2 separate regions of the Homo sapiens genome follow, and region 2 is linked to region 1. A link is an interaction called in ENCODE POLR2A ChIA-PET data of the cell type or tissue named here. Cell type or tissue: Panc1. All regions are shown on one strand. Each heading gives the region's core, and the rest is flanking DNA. Links, peaks and the distances in the headings are about the cores only.

Region 1 (5,371 bases), core at 113-5,112:
GGTATTTTTTTCCAACCAGAGACCCAGCCCTGTGCTAGGTTACTGTAGGGAAAGAAAAAAGATGCATGAGGCTCAAGTCCTGCCTTTGGAGGCTGGGAGGCTTTGGGTAAGCAGGGAAGAAAGGGGTAGGATGGACACAGGCTCAGGACAGAGAAGGAGCCATCCTGAGGCTACACAGCTCAGAGCTGTCCCTTTGCAGGCCTGGATCCTACTCGTACTGGGTTCAGACTCTACCGTCTGACGTTGGGCGAGCACCCCACACTGGGCCTCAGTTGTACCATCTGTAGATGGGGAAGGAAAAGCGAAGTTTCCTGAGCCAAAAGGCTCATCTGTAGGGTCAGATCAGGGGGCGCTGGGACCCCCAGGAGGGTGTTTGTCTTCATAAGAGTCTAGCGAGGCCGGGCACGGTGGCTCACGCCTGTAGTCCCAGCACTTTGGGAGGCTGAGGCAGGCAGAGGCCGAGGCAGGCGGAGGCCAAGGCAGACGGATCCCAAGGTCAGGAGATCAAGATCATCCTGGCCATCATGGTGAAACCCCGTCTCTACTAAAAATACAAAAAAAAATTAGCTAGGCATGGTGGCAGGCGCCTGTAGTCCCAGCTACTCAGGAGGCTGAGGCAGGAGAATCGCTTGAACCCAGGAGGCAAAGGTTGCAGTAAGCCGAGATCACACCACTGCACTCCAGCCTGGCGACAGAGCGGGACACTCCGTCTCAAAAAAAAAAAAAAAAAAAAAAAAAAAAAAAAAATGCCTAGTGAGGGGGATTTTCACACCAGAATCAGAATCAGAAAGGGTTTTAGGACAAAAAGGGTCCTGGCCTGTAATGTCCCCTGGGGAGCTCAGGGGGGCCATAGTTGGCTCTCCTAAAGGGTTGCTTCATCCACAGAAGGCCTCCCTTCATCCCGGGCCCACGGCCCTCATCTGTGCCTGCCCTGAAAGGGCAACTGGGGAGGGTGGGAGGTGTCGAGGACACTCTAGTCCCAGAATCAGGGTTGGGGGGCAGAGGTCTGACACCACGGTTGGGAAGGCTAAAGAGAGGCGCAGTGGCTTATTCCTATAATCCCAGCACTTTGGGAGGCTGAGGCAGGTGGATCAATTGAGGTCAGGAGTTTGAGACCAGCCTGGGCAACATGGTGAAACCCAGTCTCTACTAAAAATACAAAAAATTAGCCAGCCGTGGTAGAGCTTGCCTGTCATCCCAGCTACTCAGGAGTCTGAGGCAGGAGAATCACTTGAAACCGGGAGGCGGAGGTTGCAATGAGCTGAGATCGCACCACTGCACTCCAGCCTGGGCATCAGAGCGAGACTCTGTCTCAAAAAAAGAAAAAAGTACAGTTATCCTTGAGAGGATCTAATTGCGAGGAGGCACCAAGGGAGCTTCTGAGGGTTGGAATGTTCTACGTCTTGCTGTGGTGGTAGCCAAGGGGGTCTATGTCCATGTCACGATTCCTCAAGCTACACACAAGATTTGAGCACTTTATAAGTTATACATCATTAAAAAAGAGGGAAGACTCAGAGAGGGGCAGAGACAGAGAGAAAGAGAGATGGAAACAGAGAAAAGAGGCCGGGTACGGTGGCTCACGCCTGTAATCCCAGCACTTTGGGAGGCCGATGCGGGCAGATCACGAGGTCAGGAGATCGAGACCATCCAGGCTAACACGGTGAAACTCCGTCTCTACTAAAAATACAAAAAAAAATTAGCCGGGTGTGGTGGCGGGCGCCTGCAGTCCCAGCTACTCAGGAGGCTGAGGCAGGAGAATGGCGTGAACCTGGGAGGCAGAGCTTGCAGTGAGCCGAGATCACATCACTGCACTCCAGCCTGGGCAAGACTCCGTCTCAAAAAAAAAAAAAAAAAAAAAGAAACAGAGAAAAGAGAGACAAAGAGATAAACAGAAACTGAGAGACATAGAGGAAACTGAAATATAGGAAGAGAGAGAGAGACAGAGGCAGAGAGACAGGAAGAGACAGAGAGAAGAAAAGAAGGAAAAGAAGGAGTTTCAAAGCAGAAAGGTGGGGAGAAATGAGGAAATTGGGAAGAAGAACTGAGGACTGGAGAAGAGAAAGCCAAAGAAGAGGGGGGGAAAGGAGGAGAAAATAGCAAATGGCCCAAGAAGTGGCGGGAGAGAGTGGCTGGGGAGGCCAGGAAGCCAGGAGCTGTCACAGGCGAACATGTCCTTAATTGTAATTACATGGGAACATTTAGTTTGTAGATGCAGCAGAAATGAAAACGCTGTGCTTTGCCCATTCATCTAATGGCTGTTAGTCAACCACTCTTCAAAAAGAACCCCCCACTTCTCCGCCCCGGGGCTGTGGTTGCATGGGGGGCAGCCTGCGGGGAGCTGATCAGAGGAGATGGTTTTAAACTAATGATGTCCTCAGGGATACCGAGAGGGACAGTTCTGGGAAGAATAGAATTTCCCCACCAAAAACCCATGGCTGGTGAATTTCTGAGCCCTGCAAACAGTTACCAGCCCGGAAGTCAGCAGCTGGCGAGTGGGAGTTCTAATCTGCAAGGCTAGATTAGGGGAGATACAATGTATCCAAGAGAGATCAAGGTTCTTTAACTCACCCTAGCGGGTGGGGGAAGCCTTCCTAGAAGGGCTGACATCTAAACTGTGCTTAAATGTATACTTTGAGGCAGGCAAGCAAAAAAGGAAGGAAGAAAGGCCTTCCAAAGAGAGAGAACAGCTTGTGCAAAGGTTGAGAAGGAATTACGCTTACAACCATGAGCGTGACTGGGTGGGAAGTGGGGCAGGGATGGGGATGGGGGTGTAGCTGGGGAAGTCAGCAGAGCCCAGACCACTTATAAGACATGCTGAGGAGATGGGACTTTGTCCTGAGGGCGATAGGGAGTCATGGAGGGTTCACAACAGGTGAACACAGTCCAGGATAATATTTTTTAAAAATTGGGGGCCATTCATATGATATTTCACTTACTCAAAAAGAGAGAGCTTCCTGGTCCTGGAGGCATGCAAAATAAGGTCACACTAACCACCCGGGGTACCCTGGGGGATTTCAATATCAGGTGGGGCTGAGGCTGGGACTGCAGAATTGGGGTTCTCAGGCAGGAGGGCGAGGTGCTGAGAGAGGTTTGATGTGTTACTAATCTCGCTTGGGGGGTACACTTGGCCCTCTGGCTTTGAGACAGTGAGGAGCAGGGGGTGTGGATGACTCAGGAGTACAGACGCCAGAGTGGGAGGTTTGAGTCAGCGCCTAGTGTATACCTCTCCCAGCCACTCTCAGCTGGAGGTGACTCACTCATTCATTTGGCCTTGAATGTAGAGGACTGGAGTAGGCAGTGGGGGAAGGAAAAGACCACCCAACTATCCCACTACTGTTTACCCCTCCTGCCACTGTGGGTCCAGTCCTGTGCAGGAACGACCGATCCACCTCCCCCACAACCCAATACTTCTAGAATGAAATCTGTTGGCTCCAAATAGACCTTGGTCTTGTCCTCTCCTCACTCCTCCTGTGGTTCCAGCCTTGACCTGGCACCATCGCTGCTTATCTGGATGAGCAGGGTCACCTCCATTCTGGTACCTGGCTCCCACCCCGCAGTCTCTCCTCCCCACAGCAAGCAGCCAGAGAGCTCCTATGAACCTCCTATGAGTCAGCGTCCATCCCTCCTCTACCCACAGCCCTCCATGGCTTCCATCTCCCTTGGGGTCAAAGCCCAAGTCCTTACGAAGTGCTTTTTAGCCCTGCACTACCTGCCCCATCCCTTCCCCACCCTCTGCTCCCCTCCTCCCTCTCTCCCCCTCCTCACTCTGCTCCAGCCACACAGGCCTCCTCGCTGTTCTGTCAGACTTAGCGCTGCCTCGGGACCTTTGCACGGGCTGGTTCCCTCCACCTGGAACTCTTCTCCCAGTTTTCCCCACAGCTTCTTTTTATTCTCCTTAAACATCACCTCCTCAGGAAAGCCCTCCTTGATTGCTGGTCTAAAGTAACATCCAACTCACTCTCCACCTCATGCCCTTGTTTTTATTTTCGTCATTTTTTTTTAGTTTGCTTGTATGGTCTTTTGAAATGACCCGCTGTATCTGTTTTTCCCCACCAGACCTCACCGTGGAGCCTGGGCCCAACTCGGTGGTGCCGTATCCCCAGCACCCCGTATGGGCAAGTGATTGTGCTTGTTCCTCGATTGAATGGATCTTCACAGCAGTCCTGGGATGTGGAGGCTTTTATCTACCCCATTTCACACAGGGAAAACTGAGGCTCAAAGACATGGAGCCCTCCCCCCCACCACTTGTGGGTGCTTCGAGGATGTCCGTGGACCATGCGCGCTCCCTGGAATTCTGTGGGAGGAATGCTGCGGTCTCGGGCAGCTCCACAAACGGAGGTGTGTTCTGAGTGGGGGTGGGTGCGTCTGTCCATGCTGCCTGGGGGACAATGTGTGTGTGTGTGCGCGCGCGCGCGTGCGGGGAGGGGAGGGGGAGGGAAGGGGGGGAAGGGGTGATAAAAGAGCCCTTGGGAGGGGAGCTGCTAATTTCGCTGGGGGAAGGGGACCCTCTCATTCCCCTTCTGCTCTTCCCACCCCTCCCCCTCCCCCACCAAGATGCCCAGGCGAGGGGACCTTCCTGGGAGGGGGACGACACGGAGTAGGGGGCAGCGTGGAGTTGGGAGACAGGGAGTAGGGGCGACACTCTTCCAAAGACCCCCTCACAGCCCCGCAGATATTGCAAATTCCCCATTTCCTGCACTCCCCCCTCGCTTCCCCTCCCCTCTCCTCCCCTTCCCCCCTTCCACAGGATCCTCCGGGGCTGGACCCTGCAACCCCTCCCGGGTCCCGGGAGCTCGCGCCCTGCTCCCGCCCACTGGACGCCCGCAGCCAATGGCCGCGCCGCTTGATGAGGTAATGCGCCCCCTCTGCGTCCCCATTGGCCAGCCTGGAGCCCATTCCCTTGTCCCCTGCAAGCAGTGGAGACCCAGCGGGGCGCGGGCGGGGTGTTCCCAGGGTGGCACCTGGGTACCTGCGTTCCCCCCATGCCCCTCTCTGTGAAACCCCCCACTTGCCCCTCCCCCTCTTCGGGCCCAGTAGGGTCCAGGGGCTGGACTTGGGGGACTCCTGCCCCCAGCGACGCCCAGTTCCTCCCATAGGAGCAAAAAGGACAAAAGACTCCCCCATGCCTCCAGTAGTCAAAGACCCCCGAGCTGCCCATCCCAGACACTCGCGCAGGTATGGAGCGCCTACTGTATGCCAGCCCCGAGACTCATTGGGGATGCAGCGGTGGCGACATCAGCCCCGGGTCCCTGTCCCCACGGGGCTCCCAGGATAATGGGGAAGAGAGGCAGGCCACCAGCCACGTCCTCCCCCTCCTAGTCGGTGCTGCGGATGAAGGGTGAGGAGGGTAGGCAGAGGCAGGAGGGGACAG
Region 2 (5,371 bases), core at 274-5,273, 86 kb before region 1:
GTCTGCTGATCGTGGTGAGCTGGCACGCACACTGAGGGTGTGAGTCATTGTTGGGTGAAAAGTTCAGTCAATGAACATTCGCTGCTTCTTCAGGAGCGTTGTGGGGGAGGGGGCTCTTCCCACTCTCCCACCCTCCTCTTCCTTTTCTGCCAGACCAACCTCTGCCTAGGAGCCTCCCAGAACCTGGTAATTAGCTCCATTGTGGTTTTGTTGAGATAACTCCAGGGGAACCATCAGCCGCCCATCACTGTGTACAAACAGGACCCTTCATACCAAGTTCAGGATTGTCTGCAAAGAACTCAGCCTTAAATTCCTGCCAGACAGGTCCAAAACATCTCCCCTAAACTTTCCCTGTGCCAGAGATTCCACTATCGTTGCACGTTACTTCAAATTAAATGTTGTTCTCTCTGCTCCTCTCTCTGTCTCTTTCTCCTCACAAATTCGCTTCAAACGCCAAAGGGAAGAGGAGCAGATAGGAACATCCTATTTGCTGCACACCTGCTCTGTGCTGGGCTCCATGTGGGGTTCACTTGGGGGTCCCCTGATTTAGCTGATTTGGTAAGCGTTGGAGGATTTGGGGAGGCATGGGTTAGGAAAACACTCAACAACTAGGCACAGAATGAAGCTTTCTCAACCTAGTAAAAGGCATCTACAGTCAGTATCATACTTTATGGTGAAAGACTGGATGTTTTCCCCGTAAGATTAGGAACAAGATGAGAATGCTCCCTCCCACCACTTCTATTCAACATTGTACTGAAGCCTATAACCAGGCAACTAGGTGAGAAAATAACATAAAAGGCATTCATATTGGAAAGGAAGAAATTAAACTATCTCTATTTGCACATGACATCATTTTGCATGTAGAAAATCCTAAGGGATCCACTAAAGACCTATAAAACTAGTAAATGAATTCATCAAGGCGGCAAGATATGAAATCAATACACAAAAATCCATTGTATTTCCTATGCAGTGGCAATGAACAAACGAAATGAAATTAAGAAACCAATTCCATTTACAATTGATGAAAAAGAATAAAATACTTAGGAATATATTTCCAAAAGAAGTGCAAAGCTTATACTATAAAAAATAACAAAAGGTTGAAAGATTAAATTAAAGAAGACTTAACTAAATGGAAAGACATCCCATGCTCATGGATTGGAAGAATAATATTGTTAAGATGTCTATACTCCCCAAATTGATCTAAAGATTAAACCCAATCCCTATCAAAATTTCAGTTAGCTTCTTTGCAGAAATTGGCAAGCTGATCCTAAAATTCATGTGAAAATGTTCGAGGAACTTAGAACAGCCAAAACAATCTTGAAAAAGAACAAAGTTGGAGGACTCAGACTTCCCAATTTCAAAACTTATTACAACCTACTGTAACCAGGACAATGATGTACTGGCATAAGAATAGACATTCAGATCAATGGGGTAGAATTGAAAGTGCAGAAAAAACCCTCATATCTATGGTCAATTGATTTCCATCAAGTTGTCAATTCAGTGGGGAAAGAATAGTCTTTTCAACAAGTGGGGCCAGGACAATTCCATATTCACATGCTAAAGAATGAAGTTGAATCCCCACCTCACACCATATACAAAAATCAACTCAACATGGATGATAGACCTAAATGGAAGAGCTTAAACTATAAAACTCTTAGGAAAAAATGCAGAGGAATAAATCTTAATGATCTTGAATTAGGCAATGGATTCTTTTGAGGTTCCTTTCCAGGTGATTAAAATATTCTAAAATTAAAATGTTAAAAATGTTCTAAAATAAAATAAAAATGTTTAAAAATGTTCTAAAATGTGGATGATTGGTGATGATGATGTCCCTTATACAAAGGGGAAATTTGGACACAGAGACAGACCCATATAGAGGGGAGATGATGTGAAGAAGAGACACAGGGAGAAGGCGGCCGTCTGCAAGCCAAGGAGCGAGACCTCGGAAGTAACACATCCTGGCTGGGTGTGGTGGCTCATGCCTGTAATCCCAGCCCTTTGGGAGACCGAGGCGGGTGGATCACCTGAGGTAAGGAGTTTGAAACCAGCTTGGCCAACATGGAGAAACCCCATCTCTACTAAAAAAAAATACAAAAAATTAGCCAGGTGTGGGTAGTGGCAGGCACCTGTAATCCCAGCTACTCAGGAGGCTGAGGCAGGAGAATCGCTTGATCCTGGGAGGCGGAGGTCGCAGTGAGCGGAGATCATGTTATTGCACTCCAGCCTGGGCAGCAACAGTGAAACTCCATCTCCAAAAAAAAATTGTTTTTGCCATGTTGGCCAGGCTGGTCTTGAACTTCTGACCTCAGGTGATCCACCCACCTGGGCCTCTCAAAGTGCTGGGATTATAGGCATGAGCCACCACGCCTGCCCAGGATTGGTTACTTCTGAGACCTCACTCCTTGGCTTGCAGATGGGCCGCCTTCTCCTTGTATCTCTTCTTCACATCATTTCCCCTATATGTGGGTCTGTCTCTGTGTCCAGATTTCCCCTTTTTATAAGGACACCCATCATAAGGTGGATCATAGGGTGGATCGGGACCCACCCTAATGCCCTCATTTTAACTTTACTTCTGTGAAGACCCTATTTCCAAATAAGGTCACATTCTGAGGTCCTAGGGGTTAGGACTTCAACATCTCTTTTGGGGGAACGCAGTTCAACCCCATAAAAGACCCTTTCCCTGACAGTGGCTTCACTGATACCCCTCAAGGACTTTACCTACTCCTGGACAAGGAGCTTGACATCCCCATGACATATGACAAGAGATGCTAGACCCTAGCCCATAAATCATGAGCACCCTTTGTTGATTGCAATAAGATCCAGGTTTTGGGAGAGGCAAGGGGATGCCATGCAGCCAGCCTCCCAGCTCTAGGGCCTGGCTGGCACATGTAAAGATCAAGGGCTTTATTCTCCCACTCTCCCTGGGGGACGCAATGACAAATTCAGATCAGGCCTCCGTTGTCTCCTGCCAGCTGGCGGTGCAGACAGGGCCTCTTGGTTCATCCCTTCTCAAGGAGAAAGGCTTGGATTCTCCACCAGGTGGGGTCTGTGCTGGGTATTGTGTGTAGAGTCAGAGGGACATGCCTGGCAGTGTCATCTGGACCCCTGCCACAAGCCTCACCAAGCCAAGGGCCTTCCAGTGCCATCAGTGTGGGCCCTGAGTGTGGTACTTGAAACTTTGAGAGGCTACAACTTATTTATTATTGTTTTTTAAGACAGTCTCACTCTGTCACTCAGGCTGGAGTGTAGTTGCATGATCATAGCTCACTGCAGCCTCAAACTCCTATACTCAAACAATCCTCCCACCTCAGTCTCCAAGTAGCTGGGATTACAGGTGTGCACCAGCCCACCCGTCTCATTTCTGCTTTTTTTTTTTTTTTTTTTTTTGAGATGGAGTCTCGTTCTGTCAACAGGCTGGAGTGCAGTGGCACGATCTCGGCTCACTGCAACCTCTGCCTCCCGAGTTCAAGTGATTCTCCTGCCTTGGCCTCCCAAGTAGCTGGGACTACAGGTGCATGCCACCACGCCCAGCTAATTTTTGTATTTTTAGTAGAGACGAGGTTTCACCCTGTTGGCCAGAACGGTGTCAATCTCTTGACCTAATGATCCGCTCACTTCGGGCTCCCAAAATGCATTTTTGTATTTTTTTGTAGCAATGGGGGTTTCACCATGTTGCCCAGATTGGTCTGGAACTCCTGGGCTCAAGCGATCCTGACACCTCAGCCTCCTGAGTCGCTGGGACTATAGACATGTGCCACTATGCCCAGATAATTTAAAAAAAAATTTTTTTTTTTTGTAAACATGGGGTCTCATTGTGTTGCCCAGGCTGGTCTTGAACTCCTGGTCTCAAGTGGTCCTCCCTCCTCAGCCTCCTGGAGCCCTGGGATTATGGATGTGAGCCACCACACTGGCCTCACAAAGTGATTTTAAGTTCTACGCACTGAGCATGAAACACTATGGTATGGTCGCCTGCCAAAATTACTCACGTCTAAGAACAGATGATTCCCCTTGAGCTTGTTAATGTCCCTAGGATTTGTTAATATCATGGTTGGGTCTTTATTGTTTTTCTTTGTAACTTTTTTGTCTTCCTTATTCATTTGACTTGTTACATTGTTACTTGCGCTCGTGTTTTAATTCCACTGATACTTGCATCCAGCGCTGGACACATGACCTGAAGTTTCTTTAAACTGGGCGCGGTGGCTCACGCCTGTAATCCCAGCAATTTGGGAGGCCAAGGTGGGTGGATTGCCTGAACTCAGGAGTTCAAGACCAGCCTGGCTAACATGGTGAAATCCCATCTCTACTAAAAATACAAAAATTAGCCGGGTGTGGTGGCACATGCCTGTAATCCCAGCTAATTGGGAGGCTGAGGCAGGAGAATCACATGAACCTGGGAGGTGGAGGTTGCAGTGAGCTGAGATCATGCCACTGCACTCCAGCCTTCGACACTTCGACAGAGGAGACTCCATCTTAAAAAAAAAAAAAAGAGAGAGAGAGAGAGAAAAGAAGAAGAAAAAGAGACATTTAGGCCAGGTGTGGTGGCTCATACCTATAATCCCAGCACTTTGGGAGGCCGAGGCAGGCAGATCACCTGAGGTCAGGAGTTTGAGACCAGCCTGGCCAACACAGTGAAACCTCATCTCTACTAAAAATACAAAAATTAGCCGGGCGTGGCAATGCCCACCTTTAATCCCAGCTACTCCGGAAGCTGAGGCAGGAGAATCGCTTGAGCCCAGGAGGCGGAGATTGCAGTGAGCTGAGATTGCACCACTGCACTCCAGCCTGGGCGAAAGAGTGAGACCCTGTCTCAATAAATAAATAAAAAATAAAATGAGACATTTAGTTACTGTGTTAGTCCATTCTCACATTGCTATAAGGAAATACCGAAGGCTGGGTAATTTATAAATAAAAGAGCTTTAATTGACTCACAGTTCCACACGGCTGGGAAGGCCTCAGGAAACTTACAATCACGGTGGAAGGCACCTCTTCATAGGGTGGCAGAAGAGAGACTGAGAGAGGGAGAAACTTGCCAAACATTTATAAAACCATCAGATCTCGTGAGAACTCACTCACTATCAGGAGAACAGCGTGGGGAAACCATCCCCGTGATCCAATCACTTCCCACCAGGTGCCTCCCAGACAAATTGGGATTGTGGGGATTACAATTCAAGATGAGGTCAGGTAATGGCTCACACCTGTCATCCCAGCACTTTGGGAGGCTAAGGCAGATGGATCACCTGAGGTCAGGAGTTCAAGACCAGCCTGGCCAATATGGTGAAACCCTGTCTCTACCAAAACAAACAAACAAAAATTAGCTGGGCATGCTGGCGTGCACCTGTGGTCCCAGCTACTGGAGAGGCTGAGGTGGGAG

What was found. ChIA-PET counts read pairs that join two places held together with the same protein. Peaks named below come from ENCODE experiments on the same cell type or tissue, not always from the same donor. Only the 100,000 strongest peaks of a DNase experiment are listed, where the experiment ranks them.
Region 2: POLR2A ChIA-PET joins it to region 1 with 7 read pairs; 5 of 35 experiments call an interaction of 5 or more read pairs at or near these places.

The regions. Positions count from the first base shown.
Region 1 is chr19:5,431,960-5,437,330 of GRCh38, forward strand. No RefSeq gene overlaps it. Among named protein-coding and RNA genes, the nearest start is that of ZNRF4, 21 kb to the right of the region's middle. In Panc1, for the core only: no CTCF peak of the experiment used is centred there; a DNase peak (open chromatin) is centred at 3,223; H3K4me3 peaks cover 542 bases.
Region 2 is chr19:5,346,201-5,351,571 of GRCh38, forward strand. No RefSeq gene overlaps it. Among named protein-coding and RNA genes, the nearest start is that of PTPRS, 8.1 kb to the left of the region's middle. In Panc1, for the core only: no CTCF peak of the experiment used is centred there; no DNase peak of the experiment used is centred there.